2 separate regions of the Homo sapiens genome follow, and region 2 is linked to region 1. A link is a loop called in an ENCODE intact Hi-C map of the cell type or tissue named here. Cell type or tissue: Calu3. All regions are shown on one strand. Links, peaks and the distances in the headings refer to the core of each region. The heading gives the core; the rest is flanking DNA. Region 1 overlaps PAX7 (paired box 7). Region 2 has its middle 12 kb from the start of PAX7.

The links. Peaks named below come from ENCODE experiments on the same cell type or tissue, not always from the same donor. Only the 100,000 strongest peaks of a DNase experiment are listed, where the experiment ranks them.
Region 2: a loop joins it to region 1, with 2.9 times the contacts of the local background. A loop is called at or near these places in 1 of 110 quality-filtered maps.

The regions. Positions count from the first base shown.
Region 1 is chr1:18,667,713-18,670,625 of GRCh38, reverse strand. The region is part of intron 4 of PAX7 (paired box 7); the gene reads right to left. Among named protein-coding and RNA genes, the nearest start is that of PAX7, 38 kb to the right of the region's middle. In Calu3, for the core only: no CTCF peak of the experiment used is centred there; a DNase peak (open chromatin) is centred at 1,675.
Region 2 is chr1:18,617,291-18,620,203 of GRCh38, reverse strand. No RefSeq gene overlaps it. Among named protein-coding and RNA genes, the nearest start is that of PAX7, 12 kb to the left of the region's middle. In Calu3, for the core only: no CTCF peak of the experiment used is centred there; a DNase peak (open chromatin) is centred at 1,453.

The sequences.
Region 1 (2,913 bases), core at 257-2,756:
GGGCTGCAGGTCTGGGCCCTGAGTCAACAGGTTTCATGAATTAGGGGTTGAGAGCTCAGGCCCGAGGGAAAGCAAGAGAGTGGAGAGGTGCTTAGTGGAGAACAAGGCCTGGGCTAGGGCTGGTAGTGCCACAGCCGAGGAGGTGGGAGGGGCGCAGACAGGTCCCCTGGGCCTGGGCACTCAGGACTTTGGGAACTGAATGTCTTTGGCACCCTGGGCAGGGCAAACAAAAGCCACCTCCATCCTGCCCTGCAATGCTCCACTCCTTAGTTTCTGCTCTCATGATGGGGGTTGGAAACAGGAGACTCAGCCACACCCATGCAAATAATTGATTTTACAATAGTTGGGATCATTTGCTGGACACCAAGCTACAGGCACTTACTGTTTCATTTTAGCCTTGCCATGGCTCTACAAGGTAGGTACTATTTATAGGCAGGGGGTCTAAGATGCAGAGAAATCCTCATCAGTGATAATTTCAGCTCATAAAAAGTGCTTCCTATGTACCAGGAGCTGTTAAGGGCTCTTTTTTTTTTTTTTTTTTTTGAGATGGAGTCTCACTCTGTCACCCAGACTGGAGTGCAGTGGCACGATCTCGGCTCACTGCAACCTCTGCCTCCTGGGTTCAAATGATTCTCCTGCTTCAGCCTCCCGAGTAGCTGGCCTACAGGCACGTGCCACCACGCCCAGCTAATTTTTGTATTTTTAGTAGAGACGGGGTTTCACCATGTTGGCCAGACTGGTCTCGAACTCCTGACCTCGTGATCCACCTGCCTTGGCCTCCCTATTAAGGGCTTTTTGTGGATTAGCTCCTTTATCCATTACAACTATGTTGCAACCATTATCATTTCATTTGCAGATAAAGAAGCCAGAACTCAGAGAGGCCAAGCTACTGTCCACGTCTCAAAGCTTCTAAGCAGCAGAGTATGGGATTGTACTCAGGTCTGGGGCAGGCACCAGCCTTCCTTTTTGGGACAGCTTCCCCCAGTACGGACTTTGTCTCCAATGTCTGAGACATCCTCTCTGCATCAAAAGAGTCGGTTCAAGCTGGAAGCAACCTGAGAGATAACCTAGTCCCAACTCATTGTCTTCCAGATGCAAATACTGAGCCCAGAGAGGGAATGTGACTTGCTAGAGGTCACACGGCAGTCAGTGAGGGAGCTGGGACTGGTTCTCAGACACTCTAGGGGTTTATCAGTAAGGGGTGAAGGGGTGGCCAACAGCAGATCTCCTGAGGGTGCCACCATATGGTCACTGTTTTTGCTAAATCCTAAGGCCACTGACTCGGGACACCAGCTGTGGAGCTCTAAAGAGGCTATGGATTCCTCCTCTACTCCCCTGCTATGTGGAACCAGAGGCTGCCAGCAGAATATAGCTTTAGAGACTGAGGACTAGGTTTGAATCCTGGTGCCCTTGGGCTGCTCACTCTGCCTCTCTGAGCCCCAGCATCTAGCAGGCAGGAAGATGCTCCAGCAAAACAAGCACTTCAGAAAGCAGAAGGAAAGGAGAGACCCCTGTCCCTTGGCCCCCGATCCCTCCCAAGGGCCCCCAAGGAAAACCAACACAGGTGCTTAGCACATCCTCCTGGGCCCTGACATGTTGCAGGAGGAAACTTGAGGAAGCCAGGCCTGGCCTGGGAAGAACTCATCTATAGCCAAGGCGGCTGAGTCACTGTTTGCTGAAGGTTACCTAAGATGTGTCCAAACAAGAACCAGCCAGGGTCCTGCTCCAGGGCTTCCAGACACACCCGCCTGCCTCAAACCAGGACAAAGGCAGCCCTCCTCTTGGGAAATGTGGTGCCAATCCCAGGAATCATTCAGGTCCAGAGAAAAGTTTATGTGAATGCATGCAAAGTATCTGGTACCAGGTAGGCATTGCAAAAATGAGAGCTGTTATTATTATTGTTATGTCATTATTATGATTTTGAAACAGAGTCTCACTCTGTTGCCCAGGCTGCAGTGCAGTGGCAAGATCAAGGCTCACTGCAGCCCCGACCTCCCAGGCTCATGCCATCCTCCCACCTTAGCCTCCTGAGTAGCTGGGACCACAAGTACATGCCACCATGCCCAGCTAATTTTTTTTAAATTTTTTGTAAAGATGGGGTCTCACTATGTTGCTAGGGATTGTCTCTAACTCCTAACCTCAAGCAGTTTGCCTGCCTTGGCCTCCCAAAGTGCTGGGATTACAGGTGTGAGCCACCACACCTGGCCATTGTTATTATTTTTAACAAGCATTTACTGAGCACCTACTAGGTGCCAGGCACTGCTGCCTCACACTGCTTTCTCTTCTTGCCTGCCTTACAGCTCTGTGAGATGATCCTGACAGTGCCTGCTTTGTGTGGGCCAGGACGTTGAAATTCAGAGGGTGTGGCTCAGGCATCTAATGTGGCTGGAATATCCACAGCTCTGACTCTGGGCCAGAACTTCTCAGCCTGGGCTGCTCCTTGGAATCACTCAAGGAGCTTTAAAAAATACTGCCCCACCCCCTGTCCATTTTGATTTAATGGGGCTGTGGTGCATCTTGGGCACTGGGATTTGTGAAAGCTCCCTCATATGAATCTCGTGTGCAGCCAAGGCTGAGAACCCCTGCTCCTGGGCTCCTGGGTTTTGCCCGGAAGTTTCCCATATTTTACTCGGTTCCAGAGGCAGCATGGTTAGGAGACTGGGATGTAGAGGAAGCATCCTTTGATGGCTCAGCTGGGAGGCATGTAGCTAATTCCTCAGAGGAAAGGGAGGATTGGGAGCTGGGGAGAGGGCATGTGTCCTACTGGCCTTGGCTGGGGAATGAGGAAAGCAAAGATTGGACCTTCATCAACCCCCAGTGCTGGTTAGGCTAGCTTAGGGACAGGGATCCCACATAAGTAGGCAGGTGGGCCAGAGTTCCTGGGTGTGATGCAGGAAGGTCATTGACACCATA
Region 2 (2,913 bases), core at 297-2,796, 50 kb after region 1:
TGCATGTGTGTGTATGTGTGTGCATCTGTGGATCAGTGTGAGCTCCTCGAGGTCACAGACAGTCTTGTCTCCCACAGGACCTGGAAAACTGTGAATATCTGTTGAATAAATGAAAACAATTTGTGGGAATGGGAAGGGGGGTTGGCAATCCATCCTGTAAATATAAGTATCTGACTATATATGACTGTTACAGGTTGTAAGATTGAAAGTGAATTAATGGCTATATTCCGAGAATTCATCTAAGAAGGTGCCATGTGTGCCTTTGTCAAAGGTAAACTGTCAGTTTACAGTTATGGAGTCTTCATGTCCATGTTTTTTAAAAACCTTGGCTCTCTTCTTGATACTGCATGGTATGGAGGCAAGCTGTTATTATCCCCAGATGAAAGAAACCTGGGGACTAGTGTGGTGAAGGGGTTTTCTGGTGTCATAAAACAAGCATGTGGCAAAGCCGGGGTTAAACCTGGTGAGTGGGGCTCAGGAAGAGGACACAAGTTTTGAAATCTGACAAGCTAAATTTTAATCTTGGCTTCAATCCTCAGGAGCTGGGTTTCTTGGGGCAAGTTACTTAACCTCTCTGAACTTCCATTTCCACTTTTAAGAAATGAGCACAGTGATACTTAGCTTGTGGAGATTGCTGCAGAGATAATAATGCATGTAGAGCGGCTGGCACTTAGCAGGGCTCAGTAAGGGGCATCTCTTATCTTTTATCCTCAATTGAATATTATTTTTCCTCTTGCAGTCCTAGGCTATAATCTACATTCCGCCAAAAATTATCAGGGAAATTTAGAGAAGCAAGCAGCCAAACCAGTTGGCTGGCATCAACTGTTATCACCAGGGGGCTTGAGTTATCCCTTTTTGGGGGTCATTGGGGCGTGATGACCTATGACCTGTGACCTTATGAGGCAGCCAGCAGGGGTAGGAACCCAGTGGATTTGGGGGTCATCTTAGACTTCTGAAAAGACCTGATAGACCACTTTCCAATCTGGGGTTTTTCATTACGTAGGGGACAGTAAATCAAAGAGACTGCCCCAGGCTGCAGACTTAAAAGGGCCCAAGGCTGGTGGAGCTGGGCAGGGAAGATGCTGAGGGGGAGGAGACTATGGCTCCCCTGGCTGGGATCTGAGGCAAACAAAGTGACACGCGGTGGGGAAGATAAAACACCGAAAATAAAATTGACAGCAAATGGCACACTAGATTAAATGCTTTCAATGCCTCTGCTGAAAAGGGTTAATATCTTTGCTATATAAAGAGCACTTGCAAATCAATATGGATGATGAACAATCTCTGGGCAAAGGACATAGACAGGCAATTTATGAAAGACATACTCGAGGGCTGGTAGTATATGAAAAATGGTCTGTCTTACCAGAAACCTCAAAGAAAAGCAAATTAAAACAATGATATGCCATGCCCCGCCTATCTAAGTGGCAGTTGTGAAGGGGAGAATGGTACTATCAGGATGACTGAGAGGTCTGGAACGTGTGACTCACATACTGTGTGGCAGAGTAAATTACTGTGCTTTCTGAAGGGCAATTTAGCAAGTATGTATCAAAAGCTCTAGAAATGTTTAGAACCATCCTTAGTACATCACTGTATGCCTAGGAATTTACCACGCATATGTGCAAAGATATAAGTACATCACAATATTTTTTTCTAATAGGGAAAACTGGAAAAAAGTAAACATTCCTAACAATAGGATATTGACAGATATATTATGAAACATCCATATAATGGAATACTCCAGGCCATTGCAAGGACACATAATAAGAGGCAACAATGTGTAATGTTTCTAGGCTATAACCCATATTCCACCAAAAATTTAGCTTCATGCTAGCAACCATCCTAAATGACTTACATAGATTAGCTCATCTAATTCTCCTAACAACTGTTTGTGATAGGTACAAATACTATCATCCCAATTATACTGGTGAAGAAACGGAGACACTCAGAAGTTAAGTAACTTGTCCAACTTCCCTTATCTGGTAAGTGGCAGACGCCAGTGTGAATTCAGGTAGTTTGGCTTCAGAGTCTACATACATGTTCTTTTTGTTTTTTGAGATGGAGTCTCGCTCTTCCTCCCAGGCCGGAGTGCAGTGGCGCGATCTTGGCTCACTGCAAGCTCCGCCTCCCAGATTCACGCCATTCTCCTGCCTCAGCCTTCCGAGTAGCTGGGACTACAGGCGCACACCACCATGCCCGGCTAATTTTTCTTGTATTTTTTAGTAGAGTCAGGGTTTCACCATGTTAGTCAGGATGGTCTTGATCTCCTGACCTCGTGATCCACTCGCCTCGGCCTCCCAAAGTGCTGGGATTATAGGCATGAGCCACCGCGCCCGGCTACATACATGTTCTTTATTTTTATTTTTATTTTTTTGATACAGGGTCTCACTCTGTCACCCAGGCTGGAGTGCAGTGGTGCAATCACAGCACAGTGCAGCCTCCACCTACCTGTGCTCAAGTGATCCCCCAACCTCAGCCTCCCGAATAGCTGGGACTACAGGTGTGCCTCATCATGCCCAGCTAAATTTTGCATTTTTTGTAGAAGTTGTGGTTTCACTATGTTGCCCAGGCTGGTCTCGAATTCCTGGGCTTAAGCGATCCGCCTGCCTCAGTCTCCCAAAGTGTTGGGATTACAGGTGTCAGCCACTGCACCTGGCTGAGTCTATGTTCTTTTTTTTTTTTTTTTTTTTGAGACAGTTTCGCTTTCGTTGCCCAGGCTGGAGTGGAGTGCAATGGCACGATCTCGGCTCACCACAACCTCTGCCTCCTAGGTTAAGTGATTCTCCTGTCTCAGCCTCCTGAGTAGCTGGGATTACAGGCACGTGCCACCACGCCCAGCTAATTTTGTATTTTTAGTAGAGATGGGGTTTCTCCATGTTGGTCAGGCTGGTCTCGAACTCCCGACCTCAGGTGATC